2 separate regions of the Homo sapiens genome follow, and region 1 is linked to region 2. The links are chromatin loops, found by intact Hi-C in ENCODE. Cell type or tissue: CD4-positive, alpha-beta T cell. All regions are shown on one strand. Each heading gives the region's core, and the rest is flanking DNA. Links, peaks and the distances in the headings are about the cores only.

Evidence for each region. Peaks named below come from ENCODE experiments on the same cell type or tissue, not always from the same donor. Only the 100,000 strongest peaks of a DNase experiment are listed, where the experiment ranks them.
Region 1: a loop joins it to region 2, with 2.3 times the contacts of the local background. A loop is called at or near these places in 1 of 110 quality-filtered maps.

Annotation. Positions count from the first base shown.
Region 1 is chr12:121,862,494-121,866,879 of GRCh38, forward strand. All of the region lies in intron 2 of TIALD (transcript inducer of AURKA lysosomal degradation), which reads left to right. It also overlaps a transcript of HPD not described here. Among named protein-coding and RNA genes, the nearest start is that of HPD, 5.8 kb to the left of the region's middle. In CD4-positive, alpha-beta T cell, for the core only: no CTCF peak of the experiment used is centred there; no DNase peak of the experiment used is centred there.
Region 2 is chr12:121,978,718-121,983,103 of GRCh38, forward strand. All of the region lies in intron 19 of CFAP251 (cilia and flagella associated protein 251), which reads left to right. Among named protein-coding and RNA genes, the nearest start is that of BCL7A, 41 kb to the right of the region's middle. RefSeq lists enhancers at 1,789-1,868, 1,889-1,938. In CD4-positive, alpha-beta T cell, for the core only: no CTCF peak of the experiment used is centred there; a DNase peak (open chromatin) is centred at 1,964.

The DNA.
Region 1 (4,386 bases), core at 215-4,214, 120 kb before region 2:
ACCATGTTGGTCAGGCATGTCTCGAACTCCTGACCTCAGGTGATCTGCCCACCTCGGCCTCCCAAAGTGCTGGGATTACAGGCGTGAGCCACCGCTCTCGGCCTTTTTTTTTTTTTTTTTTTTTTTTTTTTTGAGACAGAGTCTCCCTCTGTGGCCCAGGCTGGAGTGCAGTGGCGTGATCTTGGCATCTCGGCTCAATGCAAGCTTTTTTTTTTTTTTTTTTTTTTTTTAGGCTGGAGTGCAATGGTGCAATCTCGGCTCACTGCAAGCTCCACCTCCAAGGTTCACGCCATTCTCCTGCCTCAGCCTCCGGAGTAGCTGGGAATACAGGCACCTGCCACCTGGCTCAGCTAATGTTTTGTATTTTTAGTAGAGATGAGGTTTCACCGTGTTAGCCAGGATGGTCTCAATCTCCTGACCTCGTGATTCGCTCGCCTTGGCCTCCCAAAGTGCCGGGATTATAGGCGTGAGCCACCGCGCCCGGCACCCCCCCTCCTTTTTTTTTTTTTAAGATGGTCTTGGGATGTCTCCCAAGCTGAAGTGCAATGGCGTGATCTCTGCTCACTGCAACCTCCGCCTCCTAGGTTCAAGTGATTCTCCCGCCTCAGTCTCCCAAGTAGTTAAGACTACAGGCATGCGCCACCACACCAAGCTAATTTTTGTATTTTTTATCAGAGACAGGGCTTCGCCATGTTGGCGAGGCTGATCTCGAACTCTTGGCCTCAGGTGATCTTCCCGCCTCGGCCTCCCAAAGTGCTGGGATTACAGGCGTGAGCCACTGCGCCCAGCCAGCTCTGCATTTCTGGTGCTGATTCCTTCCTAACTTGTGATTCCTGCCCAAAGCAACAAGCCGAGAGAGGGTACATCACAGGGACCGTGATCCTTCCACGCACTCCTTCAGACTGGACTCTCAAAACTCCCCACCAAATGTTTCACTGCAGTTGATCGTTGTGTCTGACTTTCTCAATTCGTTGCAATTTGCAACAATGGACTAATAGCCTGATTCTCCTTCCCGCATCTTTGTCCTGACGTACTCACCTTAGTAAGGCTGTCTGTTAAATGCAACTGTCCCTCAAAAGGCATTATTTCTTCTATGCTGCTCACTACAGAAATGATCAGAATGAAAAGCATTGGTGGCGAGCCAGGAGCAGTGGCTGACACCTGTAATCCCAGCACTTTAAGAGGCTGAGATGGGGGGATCCCTTGAGCCCAGGAGTTCAAGGGTACAGTGAGCTATAATTGCACCACTGCACTTCAGCCTGGGCAGCAGAATGAGACCCTGTCTCTAAAAGAAAAAAAAAAAGAAAGAAAAGGGTGGAGAGTTATATAAGCCCATTTTGGAAATTTGTGAAAATCCAGGATTTTGCCCCTTCCACTTCCTGAACCTGAAATGAAGCTTTCTGGTTAAGTTGTATAAAAATGTTTTTCTGTGAAAAGGTTTTTGTCCCTCTTGGCTGGGCACGGTGGCTCATGCCTGTAATCCCAGCACTTTGGGAGGCCAAGGCAGGCAGATCATTTGAGGTCAGGAATTTGAGACCAGCCTGGCCAACATAGCGAAACCCTGTTTCTACTAAAAATACAAAAAAAAAAAAAAAAAAAAAAATTAGCTGGGCATGGTGGTACACACCTGTAATCCTAGCTACTCAGGAGGCTGAGGCAGGAGAATCACTTGAACCCGGGAGGCAGGGTTCATTGAGCTGAGATCGTGCCACTGCACTCCAGCCTGGCGACAGAGCAAGACTCTGTCACACAAAAAAAAGAAAAAATATCTTATTAAAGCCAGGTACAGTGGCTCATACCTGTAATCCCAGCACTTTGGGAGGCGGAGGCAGGAGGATCACTTGAGGCCAGGGGTTCAAGACCAACCTGGGCAACCTAGTGAGACCCTGTCTCTACAAAAAGTTTAAAAAGTAGCCGGCTATAGTGGTGCATGCCCGTAGTCCCAGCTACTCAGGAGGCTAAGTGGGGAAGATCTCTTGAGCCCAGGAGCTTAAGACTGAAGTGAGCTATGATTGTACCATTGTACTCCAGCCTGGGCAACAGAGGGAGGCCCTGACTATTAAAAAAAAAAAAAAAATGGCCGGGCGCAGTGGCTCACGTCTGTAATCCCAGCACTTTGGGAGGCCAAGGCAGACGGATCACGAGGTCAGGAGATCGAGACCATCCTGGCTAACATGGTGAAACCCCGTCTCTACTAAAAATACAAAAAATTAGCCAGGCATGGTGGCAGGCGCCTGTAGTCCCAGCTACTTGGGAGGCTGAGGCAGGAGAATGGAGTGAACCCGGGGCGCGGAGCTTGCAGTGAGCCAGGATTGCACCACTGCACTCCAGCCTGGGCGACAGAGTGAGACTCCGTCTCAAAAACAACAACAACAACAACAACAACAACAAAAAACTCCTGTTATAGACAATACCCACATTAATTCCCATCCTCAATTTTAAGGCTATTATCACTTCCACTGGTTCATCTTAGGGTAGAAAATATTATAAACGTCTGGGCATATTGGCTCACGCCTGTAATCCCAGCACTTTGGGAGGCTGAGGTGGGTGGATCACTTGAGGTCAGGAGTTCGAGACCAGCCTAGTCAACATGGTGAAACCCCGTCTCTACTAAAAATACAAAAATTAGCTGGGCATGATGGCGGGCACCCGTAGTTTCGGCTACTCGGGAGGGTGAGGCAGGAGAATCGCTTGAACCTGGGAGTCGGAGGCTGCAGTGAGCTGAGATCATGCCAGTGCACTCTAACCTGGGCGACACAGCGACACTCTCTTTCTTTCTTTCTTTCTTTCTTTGAGACAGAGTTTCGCTTTTGTTGCCCAGGCTGGAGTGCACTGGCATGATCTCAGCTTACTGCAACCTCCGCCTCCCGGGTTCAACCAATTCTCCTGCCTCAGCCTCCCAAGTAACTGGGATTATGGGTGCCCGCCACCACACCCGGCTATTTTTTGTATTTTTAGTAGAGATGGGGTTTCGTCATGTTGGCCAGGCTGGTCTCACACCCTGACCTCACGTGATCTGTCCGCCTTGGCCTCCCAAAGTGCTGGGATTACAGGCATGAGCCACTGTGCCCAGCCACGACACTCTCTTTCAAAAAAAAGGAAAAAAAAAAAGAAAGAAAATATTATAAACAAAGTAATCTAAAGTAATCTAAGTATCCATCAACAGGAGATTGGCTTAATACAATAAAACATTAACTATTAAAAATAATCAAGAGGCTGGGTGTGGTGGCTCATGCCTGTAATCCCAGCACTTTGGGAGGCCAAAGCGGGAGGATCACCTGAGGTCAGGAGTTCAAGGCCAGCCTGGGCAACATGGCGAAACCCCATCTCTACTAAAAAAATAAAAAGAGCTGGGCGTAGTGTTGGGCGCCTGTAATCCCATCTACTCGAGAGGCTGAGGCACAAATTGCTTGAACCTCAGAGGTGGAGGTTGCGGTAAGCCTAGATTGAGCCACTGCACTCCAGCCTGGGCAACAGAGTGAGACTCTGTTTTTTAAAAAACAAAGCAAAACAAAACAAAAAGGTGGGGCGCCGTGGCTCACGCCTGTACTCCTAGCACTTTGGGAGGCCGAGGTGGTTGGATCACGAGGTCGGGAGATCGAGACCATCCTGGCTAACACGGTGAAACCCTGTCTCTACTAAAAATACAAAAACAAAATTAGCCAGGCATGGTGGCAGGCGCCTGTAGTCCCAGCTACTCGGGAGGCTGAGGCAGGAGAATGGTGTGAACTCGGGAGGCAGAGCTTGCAGTGAGCAGAGATCTTGCCACTGCACTCCAGCCTGGGGGACACAGCGAGACTCCGCCTCAAAAAAAAAAAAAAAAGAATAAATAAACTTTCTAGATGTTCTAGATGGTGATGGGAAAAAGCTCTAAGATATGTTACGTTTAAAAAAAAAAAGGCACGGAGCAGTGTATATAAGTTACCATTTGTGTAAAAAAAAAACCCCACAGTTTACAGATGGTTTTAATTTTGTTCTTACAGTTTATTTGAATTTTCCACAGTACAAAACATGCCAACGGTTCTCAGCCATTTGACGGAGTTTAAATAAAGAGAACCAATGCAACCTTGCCATTTGGAATCTTCTGCTGTTGGGAGCACCCCAAGCTTAGTGACTTCAGGGTTTATTTCATACTTCTCTGCACATCTAGTTGGCCTTTCTGGTTCTGCAGCAAAGTCTATTTACATGTTTTACATCATAATTTACATGATTTAAGATTTTGTAAATATGGCTTCTATTTGTTGAGCTATAACTTACACAGAGTGAAATTCATAGAACTGTACACTGAAAAGAGTATTTCAGCGTACAGTTCTATGAATTTTGAAAACATATACAGTTGCATAACTATGACCTCAATCAAGATACAGGACAATTCCATTACCCCAA
Region 2 (4,386 bases), core at 310-4,309:
GTAAAAATTCCTTGGCAACATGCTTTTAAAGGCTGCAAACTTAATTGGACCACTCTCCAGTTGATAGCCGTGTGAGTTGTCTAAAGTAGCTGGTGTCAGAGACACAGCTGTGTGGAGCATCTCTGTGCATGGTTTTTGCACACTTCTCTCATTATTTTCCTGGGTCATAGTGCAAGAAGTAGAATTACTGGGTCAGAGAATATGAAATTGCAGACCCTATTGCTAACCTACTTTCCATAAATGTAGCATTTTACGTGCCCATCTTCAGGAATCCACAAGTCCTGAAACCCAGCTAAGACTCAGTGTTCATGTTGGCTGAGAACACTTGAGCAATATAAACTGTGGTCCCAGTCCCTGCTCTCGGCTTCAGTGGCCTACCCAGAATCACCTGTTTTGTGTGCTCCAGGTACACAAAACTCATTTCTCGAGAAATTAGTTATCAGAGCCCTTTAATCCCTTCTGAGTCTTGAACGAGGACCTTAAAATCACCAGGTACTGTTGTAAGCTCCTCTAAAGGTCTTTGGCTGATGTGCATTTTGTCATAGCACATTGCTAGAAACATAAGCAACTCTGAGAAAGTTCGTACAGCCCACGTGGTGTTCCAGAGAGTGGCATTTTCCAAAGAGTGTTCCCTAGAACATGGCTTCCCAAACTGGGAAGCTGCATCGGAGCATTTACTGACTATTCAGCTCCTGGGCCCTGCCCAGGTCCAGCCAATCGGAATCTCCAAGCACAGGCTTGGGATTCTCTACATCTCCTGGGGGTGCTCACTGCGGAGCCGCCGACATTTGAAGAGAGGGAGGGGCTCAACACACTGAGTGAGATCATTAGTCAGCTTTCTTCTTCTTTTTTTTTTTTTTTTTTTGAGACAGCATCTTGCTCTGTCACGCAGGCTGGAGTGCAGTGGTGTGATCTCAGTTTACTGCAATCTCCGCCTCCCAGGTTCAAGCGATTCTCCTGCCTCAGCCTCCCGAGTAACTGGGATTACAGGCATGCACCACCATGCCTGGCTAATTTTTGTATTTTTTAGTAGAGACAGGATTTCACCATGTTGGCCAGGCTGGTCTCGAACTCCTGACCTCAAGTGATCCACCTGCATCAGCCTCTCAAAGTGCTGGGATTACAGGCGTGAGCCACCGTGCCCGGCCTCAGCCTTATTCTTTGGTTACAAGTTACGGAAACCTAAGTCGACCCATTTTCTGGTTCACAGAATTCCAGGTCCAGAGGGAGTGGGGATGTGCAGTGTAACCTAAGCCAGGCCCTCATCCATGTCGCTGGGAAGGGTCTCTCTCTTTAGGCCTCGCTTTCTGCTGTGTTGTCTCCCTCCGTGTCCGGCCCCCAGTCCACATCCAGTGGGATTCAATGCCACAGGCAGGAGCCTGTCCCCTTCCCAGAGCTGCAGACATTGTCACTGTCATCACTGCCATCAGGCATGTGCCACTCAGGTTGGCCAGGCGTGGGCACTCTCCTTCTTGGAGTGTGGGGTGGGCTCAGTCCCCTTTAACCATGGGGACTATGACCAGATGACAGCTAAGACGTGGGCAGGTGTCTCAGCCTCTTCATGCTTCAGCTTCCTCATCTACAAAATGAGTGCAGCAGTCGCACCCAGGACCACTCTGAGCAGGTGGCGTGGCTTCCACGGAATTCTGAGCAAGGCAAAAAGTGGGCCCCTCTTCATTCTCACTTCCTTCTTTTTTTTTTTTTTTTTGGAGACAGGGTCTCACTGTGTCACCTGGTCCTCCAGCCTCAGCCCTCCAAGTAGCTGGGACTACAGGAGCGTGCCACCATGCTCTGCTAATTTTTCAATTTTGGTAGAGATGGGGTTTCTCCATGTTGGCCAGACGGGTCTCAAACTCCTGAGCTCGAGCCATCCACCCTCCTTAGCCTCCCACAGTGCTGGGATTCTAGGCATGAGCCACCGCTCCCTGACCTCATTTCCTTCTCATTTTACATTAGAAATGTTGCCTCAGATGTCTCACTGTTCCCACGGCCGCTGCACTTCATCTGCATGGTTCTGTCTGTGGTTCTGCTTCTTCTGTTTTTAGTCCAACGTTTAACCAAATACCCACCTCCTCTGGGTGATTGGTTGGCCTAACACTTGGTACTTCAAGATGGAGAAAGGGAAGAAGCACATCTTGGTGCAAACTAGCTGGCCTGGCTGCAGTTCCCAGCCTCCTTGGCGAGCCATCCCAGCGGTGGTCTGAACGCCGGAGTCTGCTCTGTAGATGAGGCTGGAGCAGGCTGCGCTCTCGTAGGGGTGTCGTGAGGACTAGAGAGCGAGGGTCTGTGCGGTGCCCAGCGCACAGAGGTGCTTACTCAGTGGGGGGCTCTTCCCTCAGTATTTCCTGTTGAGTCAGCATGTTCCTCTTAAGAGGCGATGGGATCGCCCCTCATTTTCTTATTTTTAATTTTATTTTGTAAAATTCCAAGCAAACACAAAAACAGAGAAAAGAATAAAATGAACTCTTGGCCAGTCACGGTGGCTCACACCTGTAGTCCTAGCACTTTGGGAGGCTGAGGCAGGAGGATCGCTTTAGTAAGCCCAGGAGTTCAAGACCAACCTAGGCAATATAGGGAGACCCTGTCTCTACAAAAAATAAAAAAAAAATAGCTGTAGTGGCATGTGCCTATGGTCCCAGCTTCTCGGGAGGCTGAGGTGGGAGAATTGCTTGGGCCTGTGAGGTCAAGGATGCAGTGAGCCGTGATCACGCCACTGCACACACACACCCCACACTCCTGCATATCCATCAGTCAACTTCAGCTTCAGCAATTCTCAGCTCCCGTTTGGTCCAGACCCACTGACCTGCTCCCGCCCCATGGGTTATTCTGAAGCAAGTTCCAGGCACCCTTGCCTCACAAGGAGGCCTTTCAAACCCAGGTGCCCCTTCCTCAGCCAGGGAGAGGTTCTCCTTCACAAGGCCTGCAGGCACCTGAGGTTCACACTTCTATGAAAGTCACCAAAATGCCATCGTGGGCCGTGCCTCTCGCAGTTCCTGTGGGTGAGGAGTATTCCGGCAGCTCTCTGATGCCTGCAGGTCAGTGCTAACCATGGAGGCCACATTGTGGAGGCTCCAGGGTCAGGCAGCTCTGGGTTTGAATCCTGACTGTGACCACGTGCCAGTTACGACTTGGTCAAGTTTCAGAACCTCTCCATGCCTCAGTTTCCTCATCTACAAAATAAACATAATAGTAGTACCTACCTCCAGAATTATTGTGAAGATTAACTGAGTATCCGTTTCGTACAGTACACGGCACACGTTAAATGTTTAAAAATGTCATCTGATATTTTTGTCTTTGTCATGATATCCCCATCTGTGGATCCGTGATTCCAGAAGCCCTTTATGAGAATGTTTCTCTGACCTTGTGCTTCTTTGTGTATAATACCCTTTCCAAAATCTAAAAGTTTATATTTTCTTGATTTTCTGGTAAAGATACTTTACATAAATGTCCAAACGCCATCAAATTGATGGCAGTCTTCTCACTTGTTCAGGATTTTTTTTTTTTTAAGAGGCAGTGTCTCACTCTGTCGCCCAGGCTGGAGTGCAGTGGTGTGATCACAGCTCACTGCAGCCTCGACTTCCTGGGCTCAAGTGATCCCTCTGCCCCAGCCTCTCTAGTAGCTGATATTATAGGCGCACATCACCACATCATTCAGGATTCTTGATTTTTTTTTTTTTTTGAGACGGAGTTTCACTCTTGTTGCCCAGGCTGGAGTGCAATGGCGCCATCTCAGTTCACCGCACCTCCACCTCTCGGGTTCAAGCAATTCTCCTGCCTCAGCCTCCTGAGTAGCTAGGATGATAGGCATGCGCCATCTTGCCTGGCTAATTTTGTATTTTTAGTAGAGACGGGGTTTCTCCATGTTGGTCAGGCTGGTCTCAAACTCCCGACTTCATGTGATCCACTCACCTCGGCCTCCCAAAGTGCTGGGATTACAGGTGTGAGCCACTGTGCCCAGCCAGGATTCTTGAGTTTAATCCCTGGGCTGTCCTGCTTTGTTGGTGAGGTGTTTAGCCCTGGCAACCAGTGCCCACGTGTCGCACAAAATACTTGAGAAAGAGGGTGGGCACAGAGCAACCCGCTTGTCTCTGCTTCCTATAGAAATAAGGAAGTCCTGCATATGCCTGGAGTCCCGGCTGCTTGAGAGGCTGAGGCAGGAGGATCACTTGAGGCCAAGAGTTCCAGACCAACCTAGGCAACATAGCGAGACCCCGATCTCTAAAAAATTTTAAAAATTGGGCTAGGCACAGTGGCTCACAATCCCAGCATTTTGGGAGGCCAAGGCAGAGGGATTGCTTGAGCCTAGGAGTTCAAGACCAGTCTGGGCAACATAAGGAGACCCGTCTCTGCTAATAAACAATTAGCTGGGTGTGGTGGCGTGCACTT